2 separate regions of the Homo sapiens genome follow, and region 1 is linked to region 2. The links are chromatin contacts, found by Hi-C or POLR2A ChIA-PET in ENCODE. All regions are on one chromosome and are shown on one strand. Each heading gives the region's core, a stretch centred on a gene start or an enhancer-like site at or near the end of the contact. The rest is flanking DNA. Distances are from core to core; before and after follow the strand shown.

Evidence for each region. Hi-C counts contacts between places; a loop is a spot of excess contacts on that map. ChIA-PET counts read pairs that join two places held with the same protein, here RNA polymerase II (POLR2A). Pooled maps may share reads with other maps.
Region 1: a pooled map shows a loop between it and region 2 (4-fold over the local background). The contact joins two enhancer-like sites. A Hi-C loop is called at or near these places in 5 of 50 pooled maps. POLR2A ChIA-PET finds 5 or more read pairs at or near these places in 2 of 52 experiments (A673 and activated CD4-positive, alpha-beta T cell).

What each region holds. Positions count from the first base shown.
Region 1 is chr19:14,164,394-14,171,528 of GRCh38, forward strand. ADGRL1 (adhesion G protein-coupled receptor L1) reads right to left here. Exons shown (of 23, transcript NM_014921.5): 4 at 6,289-6,398. It overlaps ADGRL1-AS1 (ADGRL1 antisense RNA 1), which reads left to right. Exons shown (of 3, transcript NR_045214.1): 3 at 4,384-6,871. Among named protein-coding and RNA genes, the nearest start is that of ADGRL1-AS1, 31 kb to the left of the region's middle. RefSeq lists an enhancer at 3,058-3,557 and a silencer at 3,428-3,617. Within about 2 kb of position 2,943, at least 7 of the 41 ENCODE cell types and tissues checked have a DNase peak (open chromatin) inside an H3K27ac peak, as active enhancers do.
Region 2 is chr19:13,878,931-13,886,203 of GRCh38, forward strand. It overlaps NANOS3 (nanos C2HC-type zinc finger 3), which reads left to right. Exons shown (of 2, transcript NM_001098622.3): 2 at 1,512-1,827. The coding sequence ends at 1,573. BRME1 (break repair meiotic recombinase recruitment factor 1) reads right to left here. Exons shown (of 9, transcript NM_001345843.2): 7 at 7,031-7,125; 8 at 4,378-4,470; 9 at 3,418-4,022. The coding sequence ends at 3,872. Among named protein-coding and RNA genes, the nearest start is that of NANOS3, 5.4 kb to the left of the region's middle. RefSeq lists enhancers at 1,066-1,215, 2,339-2,428, 3,019-3,168, 3,994-4,839. Within about 2 kb of position 1,906, at least 17 of the 41 ENCODE cell types and tissues checked have a DNase peak (open chromatin) inside an H3K27ac peak, as active enhancers do.

The DNA.
Region 1 (7,135 bases), core at 1,693-4,192, 290 kb after region 2:
TGGGAGGCTGCGCTGCAAACCACCTGGGAAGAAAGGGTTAGTGCTGGCGGAGGAGAGAGGGGTGAGCAGAGAATTCACTCCAAGGCCCAGGCCCGACTGAGGGTCCCTCAGGGGGGCAGTCCCAGGTCCAGCTCGGAGGGGGCAGGGGAGGGAACCAGGCGCTAGGATAAAGACCCAGCCCGCCCCAGCCAGGCCCCCCACCTCCCCTGGCCCGGACCCCGATTTACCTGCGACCATCCCCGGCTCGGGAAGAGGGACCAAGGCAGCGCTGATGTCAGAAAGGTGGGGGGCCCCGCCCCACCCCCCCAATCCCTGAAAAGGAGGAAAACCTCAACTGCATCTCGTTGGCCACTGCTGGCCGGCCCACCCTTGCCCAGTCACGTCCCAGCACCACCTACTCCTAACCTCCCCTTGACTGATCCGGGGGTCAGTGTGGCCAGACACCCCACCTCCTCCCAGAGTGCGCCCCTCCATCCAGGATGGCCGGGCCTCCCTCACCTCCTGGCTGGCAGAACCCACACATAGGCCAGGGCGAGGGCACAGGGCGAGGGTGGAGGGTTTGCAGTGAATTCTCTGCTCTTGCTTGGCATGTCACCAAAGCAGCTGGCCCCGAGGGGATCGGGGGGCTGGGACCTGGCACCGGCTTGGGGGGCAGCCCCAGTGGCAAGAGGGGCTTGGGCTAGTCCTCATTCCCCACCTCCAGCAGGCTTGGGAGGGAGGGGGACAGGCAGCACTCCCTTCACAGCATGGGAACAATGTGGCTCAGGGGCCCCCTGGCACAAAGCAGCCAGGATGTAGTTTTTGTAGAGGGAGAGGAGCCTGGGACATAGAGCTGGGCAGGAGCCAAAACGACCCTGGCTTGGGCCCTGGGGACTGGCCATCCCCCTGTCCCTGATGCCCTGAGGGGTCGGCCTGCCCACTCTGTCCAGCACACTGGCCTCTGCCCAAGCCGGTCCCCACCCCCACCAGGTGTGTGGCATCTGAGGGGACGTGTTTGTGTGAAGGGGACGGTGGGAGGCCTCAGAGCCTAACCTGCTCAGAGGGTGTCAGGGGGGAAAAATGTGGTTAGAGGTCAACCCAGGGGAAGGGGGAGAAGATGAGGAAGGGTCTGTCTGGGGCCTTGGACAGCAAGGACCCTTCACCAGCACCAAACTCCCAATCCCTCCTCTTCCCTCCCTTGCCCCGTCACCCCACCCGCCCTGCCCTGGCCCTCGAAGAGAAAATCTCCAGTGGTGCCGCATCCAAACCAGTGGGCCTGCAAGAAGAGTGGCTGGTGCTGGGAGGGAGAGAGACTCCAGGAGAAAGAGAGGAGACTGGAGGGGTGTGGTGAGGGGGCGGACCTGGGGCCAGCAGCCCAGGCCTCTCTGAGATGGGGGAGAGGGGAAGACGGGGAGGGGAGCAGCTCAGAGGGACCCTGCCCCACCTCCTTCGGAAGGGATGCTCCACAGACCACTGTAATTTCAAGGCAAAAGGGATCCCTAAAGGCCATGTCCTCCAGCCCTGCCTGCTGCTGCCGGCCTCAGATGGGTAAATTTCCCAAAACTTTCTGGAGAGGAAATGGTCATCCCTAACATCTCACCCTAGAAGCCCCTCAGCAGCAGCACCTCCGCTCCCCCCAATAACAGCCAGTAATGGCCAGCCCCATCCACTAGGGAGTTCTCTGCTAGAAATTACGGAGTCTGTGGAAGTCCCCAGACTGTGCCCCCGCCGCCCGCCGCCCATCTCCCTGGTCCTCTAACCACAACAGCCCAGAAGAAACCCTGACTGCAGCTTTGCAAGTGTGAAAGAAACAGAGAACACGCTCCCCCACCCTTCGCTCCCCCAACCACGAGGCCCGCCCCCGCCCCCTCGCCCTCATTTTTTCATTTTTTGGCAGGCTGCCCCCTCCCAGGGCTGGGGACAGCTGACACCCCTCCCCAGGGCTGGGCCCCCAGCTGGTCAGAGATGGGGATCAGGTTGGGGGTGGGGAGGACTGGTGCTCCATGCTCCAAAACAGCTCTGGGCCTTGGAAACATCAAACCAGAAGGAACTTAAGCCACCAGGAGCCCGAGACATAGGAGAATCTGCTCCCCAAAAGGAAAACAATGGTGTCCCCTCCAGCCCGCCTCCCATGAACCAGAAACATGTTATAAAAGGTACAGGGGAAGGAGGAAGAGAGAGGGGAGAGACAGAGAGAGAGAGAGAGAGAAAGAGAGAGAGAGAGAGAGACAGCTCACCCGGTGCCCCAGTGGGGGAGCCGGGGAAGGGAGTCCCTCCCTCCCCACCCGCCCTGGATGCTTATACACTTCTCCTGAAGGAGGCAAAAGAAGTATGAGAAAAGGCCAGGTCCCCCGAAAGGGCCAGGGACCAGGAAGGAGGGACAGAGAGAGACAGAAACAGCGAGAGAGAGAAAATCCTGCCCAAGCTCAGAGAGGAGCTTCCGTGGGTATCTGGAGGGTGGAGATGCCCGTGGCCGCACCAGGGCTGGTCCCACTGGGAGGACAACCCAGGGTGGGGGATACCGACCGGACCAAGTGTGGGTTGGGGAGAGAAGAAGGGGCCGGGGGAGGGCAGGTCACATAAGTATGGTACAGGTAGAACAAAGTGTGAGTTAGGGGTTAGCATTGGTAACAGTGCGTTTACCTTTCTGCTCCACTTCTACTTTAAGCATCGGAAGAGAGAGAGAAAACAAATTGAAAAAAAAAATGTGCAAGAAAAAAAGAGAAAAAAAAAGAGATTAAATTGCTTTCGTTTCTTTTCTGGCAACACGCCCCCTTTTCCTTTCCTTCCTCGCTCCTGCTTCCCCAACCCCTTCCGTAGCATCAGCTCGGGCCCCCGCCCCCAGGTCCCTTCCTCTGGGGGTGGTCAGGTGGGGTGAGAGGGTGCTGGGGAGACAGTCAGAGGGACGAGGGGGACACACACAGGAGGGAGAAGACACAGAAAGACACAGGGGTGGTAGGGGGGTACAGGCAGGCAGACAGAGCCCTCAGGTGGGAGGGGGCACCCTTGGTGCAAGGCGGGGGCAGGGAGTAGGGAGCCCCAGCTGGGAGGTGGGCTCCGGTCAGAGGGGGCACCAGGGAGTGGTGGGGTGGATAAGCCACTCGGCTCCCTTCCCACCCTGCCTGCTGCCCTCCTGCTAGAACCAGGGGCCCCAGGGGAAGGATTTCAGTGTCTCCCAGGGCCTGGGCCCACCCTCAGCCAAGAAACAGGCTGAACTCCTTCCCCTTTATGCTGGCCTCACCCAGGTCCAGCTGACTTCCCCCAAGCCCTCACAACCCAGAAGAAGCAAACACAGAGAGAAGGTGGCAGAGCCAGACACAGAACGACAGGCAGACGGGCAGTTGCACCCGGGCCCCAGAGAGAGCCAGGGTTGGGGAGACGGAGGCAGAGAGGTGGCGGGGGTGGGGGACACAGACTGGGTGGGACAGCAAGTGGGGGCACAGACACGCTCCCAGGCTCCCCAGGGGCAAGTCTGAGGCTCGGCTTCTCTGCTCAACCCACCCAGGGCCCGGGGGCCCAGGAGCTGGGAGCTCCGCCCTGCCCGCTGCCCTGCGGACGGGCGGCACCTAGGGGAGGAAGGGGCGCGGTTAGACTGTGCTCAGCTGCAAAGCAAATCCAGCATTAGTCGGGCTTGTCCACTGTGTGGGAGGGTTCCCACACATCACGTGCCCCCTGCCACCCACCCCTGACCCACCCTCACCAGCACTGGGGTCACCCCCAGCCTCTGAAGCCCTGGGCCAGGTGGCTGCCCAGGCCGCTCCCCCTCTGCATCCCTGGCCCCTCAGGAACTTCTGACTGGAGGGACTGGCTCTCCTGGCCCCTCTCTGAAGGTTCCAGCAGGGAGCTCCGCAGGGGCAGCCTCTGCCTCCCTTCCCAGCGCCTCACCCAGGGCCTGGCACTCAGGAGATGCTCAGTGAACATTTTGGGGACAAGTGAGTGCCTGGCCTCCCTGTCCTCTAGCTACCTCCTGTCCCCGCTTTAACTCCAGCCTCCTTCCTCTGGAGCATCAGGAGTTAGCTCTGCCCCCAACATCCACCCCGTATGTGTGCACACATGTCTGCGCGTGTGTGTGTGTGCGTGTGTCTCCTGTCTCCCCAAGGGCTCAGGCTATCTCTCTTCCATCAGACAGGCAGCCACTCATCCTCTGAACTGTCCTGCCCTCTGTCCCTGGAGCCTGCCTGGTCTCTGTCGGTTGTAGCCCCTGGACCACGCTCAGGGCCTCGGCTCCAGGAGGTTTCTCAGCTCCTCTCCTCCCCTAGCTTCTTTCCTGCGGCTTGACCTGAGCCTCTCGTCTACTTGCTTTGGCTTCCACCTGGACCGAGGAATTTTTCCTGCCCTTTATCTCACCTGCCTCGGGAGAAGTTGGGTCATTATCCGTTGTTATTTTAATTTTGATTACCACAGCAATAATCGTAATTGACAAGAGGCATTACAAGGAGCTGCAACAAAAGCAACGACTACCAAGTGTCCAGCACTCACGAGGGGCCAGCAACTATGCTACGCACCTCACTGGCCGTCTTTTGAGAACCCTGTCTACAGATGGGAAAACTGAGGCACACTGAAGTGAGGCCACATGGCTGGCGAAAGCAGGCACCATTTCCTTTGCATCTACAGCTCGGGTGCACACAAGCTTGACATGCGTTGTCGCTACTCCTTGTGGCTTCCCAGGGAAGGCTTTTGACCCCTCTCCACCCCATCACAGATGAATAAACAGGCTCAGCTGGCTTAAAGGGCATTGGTAATATTACTGAGCACATCCTGAACCAGGCATGGGTCTGGGCGCTGGGGCGGCGGGTGAAGACGAAGCCTCTGCCCTTGGGAAGTTTACACTCGGCACTCAAAACCCTGCCACCAGGAGCGACTTTGTGGCCGGCCCTGGGCCAAGCGCTTCTCACATGTCATCTCATGGACTCACACCTCCTTCCGTAGTGGCCCAGAGAAATTAAATCATTTGCTCAAGGTTTCAGAGCCAGAAAACTCAAGAGCCCAGTCGAGCCTTGAACCTACACCCATCTGACTGCCCCCCTGTGCTGAGCTCGCTGCCTCCCACCCCCCTTCCCCGCTGTCCCAGCCGCGGGAGTCAGCCGTGTCCCCAGTGCTGTGGGGAGGCTTCAAGGAGCAGATGGGCATCCCCCTCGGTGGTGGCTGAAGGCCTCAAGCGCTGAAAGGAAAGGACGAAGAGTAAAAGAAGAAAATTACGGAAGCACAGAAGGGATCCTGTTTCCCCAGCATCGAGTCACCTGTGAGGAGAAATCAAAGGCTGGCAGGGAAGGTTGGGGTGGGAGGGGAGAGGAGGGAGAGTTACAGGGCCTCTTAGTCCCCAAACCCGGCCCGCCACACTCAGACACCCTGATGGCCCTGCCTTCTCCCCACTCTTCCCGGAGGCCCTACCACCAGGTTGACTACATGGAACCCATTGTGGGAGGAGAAGGGAAGGGATAATGGGAAGGAGGGAGGGAGGAGAGAGGGCAGGAAAAAGGTGATGTCAAGGGTGGGGTGCTGAGGAGGAGAGACCTTGTCTTTGTCTGATCCCTTTGGCCAGGTGCAAGATGGCCAGGCTCCTGGCTCCCCAAATCACTTTCTTCAGGCTGCCTGGAGGCCACCCTCAGTCCAACATGGCGGCATTTCCTTTGCAGACAGGAAGTGCCACATGGTAATGGGGAGACCAGTGAGGAGCTATGAATCTGTTGAAAATGCCCCCCAGCCCTTCACCCTGAATCTGCCACCAGGCCTCAGAGGATGGTATCCCACTCTATGGGTGTAGAGTCCAGCTTCCATGATTGGGAAGAAGTGTGTGGGGAGTGAGGGTGCTGAGAGAACGGTGTTGAGAGGGGCAGTGGGGTAAGTGAGAGGGAAGAGAAGGTAGATGAGAAGGGTCAGAAAAGGTCAGAAGAGTCAGAAAAGGAAGGGATGTGAGAAGGCGAGGGAGGCAGATGGGGGAGAAAAGCATAGAGGCCAAGGGAGAAGAGAGAGACGTAAGTGTGCCAGGCAGAGCACGGGACCATGGCCTGGCAGTGTGGAAATGAGTATAGGGTGCATGAAGAAGCAGGGTGAGTGGGCTGGGGTAAGGAGAGCTGGAGAAGGTGTCCCCACAGGAGGGGACAGAGTCTGTGAGGCGGGGGAGCAGGCACTGAGTGTGGACACTGGTGTCTGGGATTAGAGAATGTGTGTTGGAGAGAGCAGGCCCGGCTGTCCCCACTGTGCCCAGGCCCCATGCATGTGTGCACATGTGTGATGGGTCAAGGTGTCTCCTCCTCACTCACTCATGCGAGAAGGGCCCGCATCCGCACAAGGAACAAGATGACTCACTGTAGGGGACACAGTCGTACTGCACCTCCAGGTACTTGTAGGTCCCAGGACAGGGGTCAGGAAAGGCATCCGAGCCGGCGACCACCACGCACTGGGTGCGGTTGTTACACCTTCAGAGGAGAAACAGGGCATTGGGAAAGAAACACATAGACGGGGTGGCGGGGGTGGGGGTGCATGCTCCAGGGTCATGGTGTCATAGACACCCCCAAATTGGGAAGGGGCAGTGGAGCTGGAAACCAAGTGATATAGTTTGGATCTGTGTCCATACCCAAATCTCATGTTGAATTGTGATCTCCAGTGTTGGAGGTGGGGCCTGGTGGGAGGTGATTGGATCATGGGGGCAGTTTCTAATGAATGGTTTATCACCATCCCCTCCGTGCTGTTGAGATCTGGTTGTTTAAAAGTGTGTAGCACCTCCCCTGTTCTCTTTTCCTCCTACTCCAGCCATGTACGGCGTGCCTGCTTCCCCTTCACCTTCTGCTGTGATTGTAAGTTTCCTGAGGCCTCCCCAGAAGCAGAAGCTACTATGCTTCCTGTACAGCCTGCAGAACTATGAGCCAATTAAATGTCTTTTCTTTATAAACTACCCAATCTCAGGTATTTCTTTATACCAGTATAAGAACGAACTAACACACCAAGCCCAGAGGACTTGTGTGGGCACTTTTTGTTTCCTGCCTGCTCTCTCTTTCCCACCAGGGTTCTTCTATTTTCAGCCCCAGCACAGCATCATCCTCAGGGCTAAGAAGGAGGAGTCACCCGCTAAACAGTGCTTTCCTGGCCACCCCTCATCTCTTTCATTGTGAGTGTAGCTGACACTATTATATCCTTGGCATTTTTCTTTAAATGG
Region 2 (7,273 bases), core at 656-3,155:
CTTTCTTTCTTTTATTTGATTATTTTTCTGAGATGGAGTCTTGCTCTGTCACCCAGGCTAGAGTGCAGTGGCGCGATCTTGGCTCACTGCAACCTGTCTCCCGGGTTCAAGCGATTCTCTTACCTCAGCCTCCCGAGTAGCTGGGATTACAGGCACCCACCACCACGCACGGCTAATTTTTGTATTTTTAGTACAGACGGGATTTCACCATCTTGGCCAGGCTGAGTCTTGAACTCCTGACCTCGAGATCCACCCGCCTTAGCCTCCCGAAGTGCTGATATTACAGGCTTGAGCCACCATGCCTGGCCCCCAGTGAGGTTTTAAAAGAGAAACTCGTTCTAGCAACTTAAATTGCCTTTGAGGAAGTCAGCTAACAGAGGAGGGGCCAGTCTAACTAGGTGTGTTTGGGCACTGCCTCCCCCAGCAGACTGTGAGCTCCTGGAGGATAGTGACTGGGAGAGGACGACCCCTCCCAACTACTCTCAGGCAGCTTTGCAGTGAACATTTCTTAAAGTCATGAAAGGGTCAGGTGTGATGGCTTACACCTGTAATCCCAATACTTTGGGAGGCCAAGGCAGGAGGATCGCTTGAGCCCAAGAGTTTGAGACCAGCCAGGGCAACATGGTGAAACCCAGTGTCTACAAAAAATTAGCTGGGCATGGTAGTGTGTGCCTGTAGTCCCAGCTACTTGGGAGGCTGACGAGGGAGGATCGCTTGGGTCCAGGGGACAGAGGCTGCAGTGAGCTGAGATGGTGCCACTGCACTGCAGCCTGGGCAACACAGCAAGACCTCGTCTTAAAAAAAAAAAAAAGCACTGGTCATGGTGGCTCATGCCTGTAATCCCAGTACTTGGGGAAGCTGAGGCAGGTGGATCACCTGAGGTCAGGAATTCAAGACCAGCCTGGCCAACATGGTGAAACCCCGTCTCTACTGAAAATACAAAAAATTAACTGGGCATGGTGGCATGCGCCTGTAATCCCTGCTACTCGGGGGGCTGAGACAGGAGAATCGCTAGAACCCGGGAGGTGGAGGTCGCAGTGAGCTGAGGTCACGTCACTGCACTCCAGCCTGGGCGACAGAGTGAGACTCCGTCTCACAAAAAAAAGAAAGCATGAAAGACTGCCTCCAGGAGAAGATAGTGTTTCCTGTGAGGTTTGATGCTGTCTCACTGGGAGACGCTGGAGGCCAAAAGGACATAGGGAAGATGGTGTCCTGCGGCCAGCCTTTCTGATGAACAACTTTTGGGAGTAACAGATCCGGGGACCCCAGAGCACGGCGGCCACGAGAGGGCACCACAGTCGCAGAATCGGAACTCCTGTGCTTTGTCTCGGGCTCTGGGTCCCAGCGGGGCCGCCCGGCGGAGCCAGAGACGTCACGGGGTCGCTGTCTCCGGAGCAGCCCCTGGGTGGCGCCAGAGGTCCAGCAGGCCCGGAGGCCGAGTCCGTGGGCAACTTGGGGAGCGTTGAGTCATCGCCTGTGATTAAGCATTTCTCTCCCTCCCCCTCCACTAGGTTTCAGAGGTGCCGGGAAGTCTGAGCCTTCGCCCTCCTGCTCTCCCTCCATGTCCACCTAGGAGGCTGCCTACACCTGGGCAAGGGCACCCGGGCTCGGCTGGATTTCCAGGAAGACCCACCCTATGACGACTGCCCCCACTCCCAGACCCTCCCCCCAGCCTGGGATTGAGCCCTGGGGATGACCCGGGGTTGGCAAGGGAAGAGCTGAAATCGCCCTGTCCTTGGGGACCCCACCCTTTGTGCCATCTGCCGTTTCCCTAGTGCTGGGCATCCAGTCAGCCCTCAATAAATGCTTATGAATGGATCAACAACAGACAAGCCCTGGTCTTGGGACAAGGTGTAGTGTGAACCTTGCTGGGAGTCCTGTACCTAGATCTCCCCTTCTCCTTCTTTGAGTTTCGGCACCCTGGGGTGCTGGGGTGAGCTGCTTTGTGCAGAGAAACACAAGTGGGTGCCTTGGGGTAGCTGGGGGGGTTCATGGCACCTCAAAGCCAGATCGACATCATGAGACCCTTTCTGTGGACATTTGGTCTTTCAGCCACCCCCTGCACTGACATGCAAGATGGGTGGACTCCTCCCATCCCACCCCCAGCTCCGTACTGGAGGTGGGGGCTTCATTTGAGGAAGAAATTGACACACAACTAGACAGAGCCCCCCCCCCCGACATCCTCATCACTAAGGAAGGTGAATGTTTATGTCACCATGGATGCCCCAGTGACAAGCCAGGCAGTTTAGAGCAAGGGAGGGACATTTAGGGGGCAGGGAATGGGACCATGTCCTGGGTGGGCTTGGGCAGGAGCAGAAGGATGGGGCTGTTCTGGCAGGGCGGGGGGGAAATGCATGTGGGGGAATCCCCACACCCCTGCCTGCCTCCTCCACCTCCAGATCTTGTCCTGTTGGGGCAACAGGTGGCAGTGCTCAGGAAGCCAGTGCGCCCACTGTGCAGTCCACATTCCTACCCCGCCCCCGTCCCACAAACCAGCCCTGAGGCCTGTGGTCTGGCAGCGGGGAGCAGGAATCGAGCTCTTTGCTGTCCCCTCTGCCCTTGGCTTTCCGACTTAAAAGACTTAAATTGGAACCGGAGGCCCTGGGGATGGGGGTGGGCTCTTGCAGACAGCTGGGTCGTGGAGGGGGAAGTGGGGAGGAGGAGAAAGAAAACAGAAGGATCCCAGCGGCTCCCAGGGTCTGGGAATGGAGTTACAGTTTCCTAGGGCAGAGCCGCTGGGGCTGGAGACCCGGGGAACTGGGCTTACACCAGGGCATGTCCTGGTGGACAGGGGGCTCACCTGGGTGTGAACCCACCCTGCTCTTTCCTCCCCTCCTGCATCAGGTCTCCAGGGTGTAAGGCTGCAGGGTGGGAGGAGGACCCCGCCTGAGCCATGGGAGCTGGGGTGCAGGAGTCACAGAGTGCTTCATGATGTCGAAGGTCCAGTCAGCCTTTCAGTGACAGATTTCACAGAGGCATTGTTTTCTGTAAACTGGGGATGACAGCAGCCCCTGTGGTTGCTAACAGGACTGTCATCTGGCTCGAGAGGCTTGCGTGGGATGAGAAATGCCACGACTTCAGCCATGTTTGCATCCATAACCTCCTGGGATGGCCTCCTTCCTGTCTGGGGCCCACAGGCAGCTTGTCCTGGAGGATGGGCCAAGCCACCGGAGCGCAGGACTCACCCTGCAGCTGGATGATCGCCCAGGGCGTCTCTTAGGCTTCGACCCGCGTGTATGCTCAAGAGCCTGCACACAGATGTGGGCACACAGTCACCCACCCCTGGAGATTCGCCCCCCCCTTGCTTTCCCAGGGAAGCTGAGGCATAAAACTCGTAGAGGGCGAGGAGGAGGAAGTGGGTAGAGAGGTTTGTGGGCGGAAGGTGAAGGAACTGAAGCCTCAGCCCCAAACAGCAGGTCACGGGGCCTCTACAGAATCATTTATTATGGGTCTTCCCAGAAGAAATAAAATGGAAATGGGGAGAAAGAAAACAAAGGGAGCTCTCTTCTCCTCCAGGAAAGAAACAAATTCTGAACCATCCATACTTGGCTCAGGACCCTAAAATTTGCAAATCCGGACAGGATGGGCCCTGCTCAGAGGTGGCCAGCTTCCTGGAGCCCAGGCCCGCTTGAAGTCACTGGGGCTGTGGGAGACACAGTTTCCCTCCCTGAAGCCAAGGGTGGCAAATGACCTTGACCCTGGCCAGGTGAGGCCAGGACCTCACGGCCTCCTTTGTGTTGTCCATGGAAGACCAACTTCCGGGCAACTGAAGGGAGGTTTGTAGGGTCCACTAGGACCCCCTGGAGCATCTTGGAGGAGGTCTGCGGACATGGGGGCTGGGTGGCAAAGGAAACACAGACCTCAAAGTGGCCTACAACTCCCTCCAGGGTGGGTCCCCTCGAGGGATATTCCCAGGCCCCTTGGAAGGGTAAGGCAGGGGGGCTTTGCCTCCCAGCTTTGTCTTCCGGTAGTTAAGGCGCTTGAAAGCTTCCAGGTCCCGGTGGGTGCCCATGATCAGCCGGCTGTGGGGGAAACACAGGCATGCGTGTGGGGCTCAGTGGTCACCAGGTGACAGAGGGGGCCGCGCCTCACAGCCACATGGTCACCAATGACTCAGGTGCACACACACGGCTCACACACGTGCACATAACCAGAAAGGGCCTGTTGTAGCACAGGCTGGGCCTGTTGCAGCCTTTCTTCAGAGCCTGTGTTCTGCAAAGGACGGGGGAGGGGGGCCACGGTGAGGACCCAGCAGCAGTGAGGTGCCTGACCCTCGCTGCCCACCTAGGGGCTTCACACTTCAGTCCCTCCCTGCTCCTCTGAGTCCCCACTGGCCTCCCGCAGACCCTGTGCCGTGAGTCCAAGCCCACCCCGTACTTCAGGTTGGAGAGCTCAACGATGAGGCCACGCACGACGTTGGTGGCATCCTCCATCCTGGAGGCCTCAGAGGCCTGGATCCCCACGAAGGTCCTGGCCAGCAGGGAAGGAAATTGAGAGTGGCCCGACCTCACTGGACTACCAGAGCTCTCCAGTGGGAGGGGCTTCCGCAGGGCCTCGCGCCATCTTTTCCAGGTGTCCAGCCTGTCCTCCTCTGTTCACGACAGAACCCTGATGGCCAACCCAGCTGGCTCCACTGCCCAGCAGGCCCAGAACCCAACCGCTTCTCCCCTACCTGCCCTGCCCTCTCAGGACGCTGCTGCCACCGCCTCCCTATCTCCTGCCCCTGTGGCTTGTCCCCCACAGGCACTGGGGGCTGTGAACTTGGAAACCTAGCTCAGAGGCAAGCCCTCTCCTCCCGCAGCTGTGCACCACCTGCCTGCCCCGTGCCCTCCCCTCATCCCCCGCTTCTCCCCTCCCCTCGGCTCTAGCCACACTAGACTCCTGGCCATTCCTTGAGCACCTCTCAGGATTCTGGAATGTTCTTTCCCAAATGTCTCCTCCTGGTGGTGGCTTCCCTGATTCCTCCTTACATTTTAACCCCTTCTCCGCTGCCTTTTTTTCCCCAACACTCTGCCATCTGACTATCTAATCTGCTGTCTCTCATGTCCCCACACCCCGAATCCCCCAGTAGCATTCAACTCTGTGTTTTGTCCCACACTGCCTCCCCAGCACCCAGGGCAGTGCTAGAAAGGCCAGCCCAGATGGCATTCATATCCTTGGAAGGTTTGGGAGGTCAAGGTGGGAGGATGGCTTGAACCCAGGAATTCAAGACCAGCCTCGGCAATGTAGTGAGACCCCCATCTCTACAAATAATACAAAATTAGCCAGGCATAGTGGTGCGCGCCTGTAGTCCCAGCTACTCAGGAGGATGAAGTGGGAGGATCAGTTGAGCCTGGGAGATGGAGGCTACAGTAAGCTATGATCCTGTACACCAGCCTGGGCAACAGAGCAAGACTCTATCTAAAAAATATCCCGCCAGGCACGATGGCTCATGCCTGTAATCCCACCACTTTGTGAGGCTGAGGCAGGTGGATTACTTGAATCCAGGAGTTTGAGACCAGCCTGGGCAACACGGCAAAATCCCATCTCTAAAAAAAAATATACAAAATTAGCCGGGTGTGGTGGCGGGTACCTGTAATCCCAGCTACTTAGGGGGCTGAAGTGGGAGAATCATGCGAGCCTGGGAGATCGAGGCTGCAGTGAGCTGAGGTTGCACCACTGCACTCCAGCCTGGGTGATGGGAGTAAGACTGTGTCTCAAAAAAAAAAAAAAAATCACGGAAGAGCCAAGGAGCCACAGAACACCTCCCCCACCCCACAGAACAGGTGCCACTCTCAGACACAGGCAGTACAGGTGGCCAGGCGGGTAAGTGGGGGCCACCCGCCCTAAACCCGCCCATGCCCCAGGCTTCGCAGCACCTCCGGGGCTGTCACTATGGAAACTGCTGTCCTGCTGCTCCTGCCTTGGTCACCCTGAGGTGTCTGGCAGCCCCTGGGTCTTAGCCTCTTGTGTGTGTCATTCAGCCTCAAGCCACCAAACCAGACCCGGGGCCCTCTGGGAGCTTCCAGACATCCAGGACGGTGGGGAGGGGAGCTGCATTGGCCCTGGGACGCTGTCGGAGATTCAGATGTGAACCCTCCCGGCTCTTCACTCAAACCACAGCGGGCCGCTCTGATGAACTGCCTCTGGTCCACGTGCAGGTTGTGTGTGTGGCTAAGGGAGGTGGCCAGTGGCACAGCAGGTACAAGTCACAGGGAGTGACGGCAGGAGGCAGGGACAGAGCCGCCCTCTGCTAGGGGAGGAGAAGGAGGAGGAGGGTGTGGGGGCCACACACAGCCAAGGGCTGAGTCCCAAACCCTCCTCCACCCCTGCCAGACAGAAACAGAAACTTGGCCATAAATAATTGATAAGCTGCCGCCTCTGCAGAGAGGCAGGTTCAAGTGCCAGGTAACAGAGAGGGCAGCCACCCAGCGCTGGCTTCGAGGAGGGCTGTGGGAGGGCACGGGAGGAGGGGACAGGCTGCGGAGACCCCGGGCATGGTGCGGGGGAGAGGGTGCCCTCCTCACACACAGCAGGCTGGAGGACGGCTCACTGGTGGCCTGTGGGAGGGAGGAGGTGGTTCGCCTAGGGCAAGAGCCAAGTGGGGAGGGGAGGAGGTGAGGGCAGGTTAGACTCACTCGGGTGCCCGCCTGGTGCCAGAGCTAGGAACAGCTCCAAGATGGTCTCAGCCAACAGTTCTGAGCCCTGTCTGGGTCCCCTCCCCTTCCCAGGGACTCAGGAGGAAGCTTTGGCCCCTCTTCCCAGAGAGAAAGAGCCCACAGAGCCGGAGGCACTGTCCCAGGGCTCCTGGGGAGCTTCTGGGTGGGGAGATGCTGGGTTGGGTGTCGATCACTGGTCACTGTCGCCCATTCTCTGCTTTCGGGGAGCAGGGGAATGTATACAGTTTGAAAGACAGGGCTCAGCTCCCCTGCTGGACTGAGGAAGTCGAGGCCCAGGGAGGGAGAACTGGGGTCTGTCTCCTCCATCTGTCACCCTCCTTGGTAAAATTTGTGAGGGTCCTGGAGCCACTTCTCACCCACGCCACACCTACCTCGGCTGGGCCTTGGCCACTGCAACAGGGTCTCCATTGGCATGTGAGCTGGGGCCCGGCCAGCAAGGGCCCGGCTTGTTCCCCGAAGGAAAGAGCTGGAAAGAGAGCACAAGGTGTGAGTGGTCGAGGCCTGGGTCGGGCAAGCTCTGCACAGGGGAACCAGAAGTCACGCTGATGCTTTTGGCTTCACCGCGGCCACAGCAGGTCACATCGGGGCTGGCTGGGACTCCTGCAGAGGAAGAG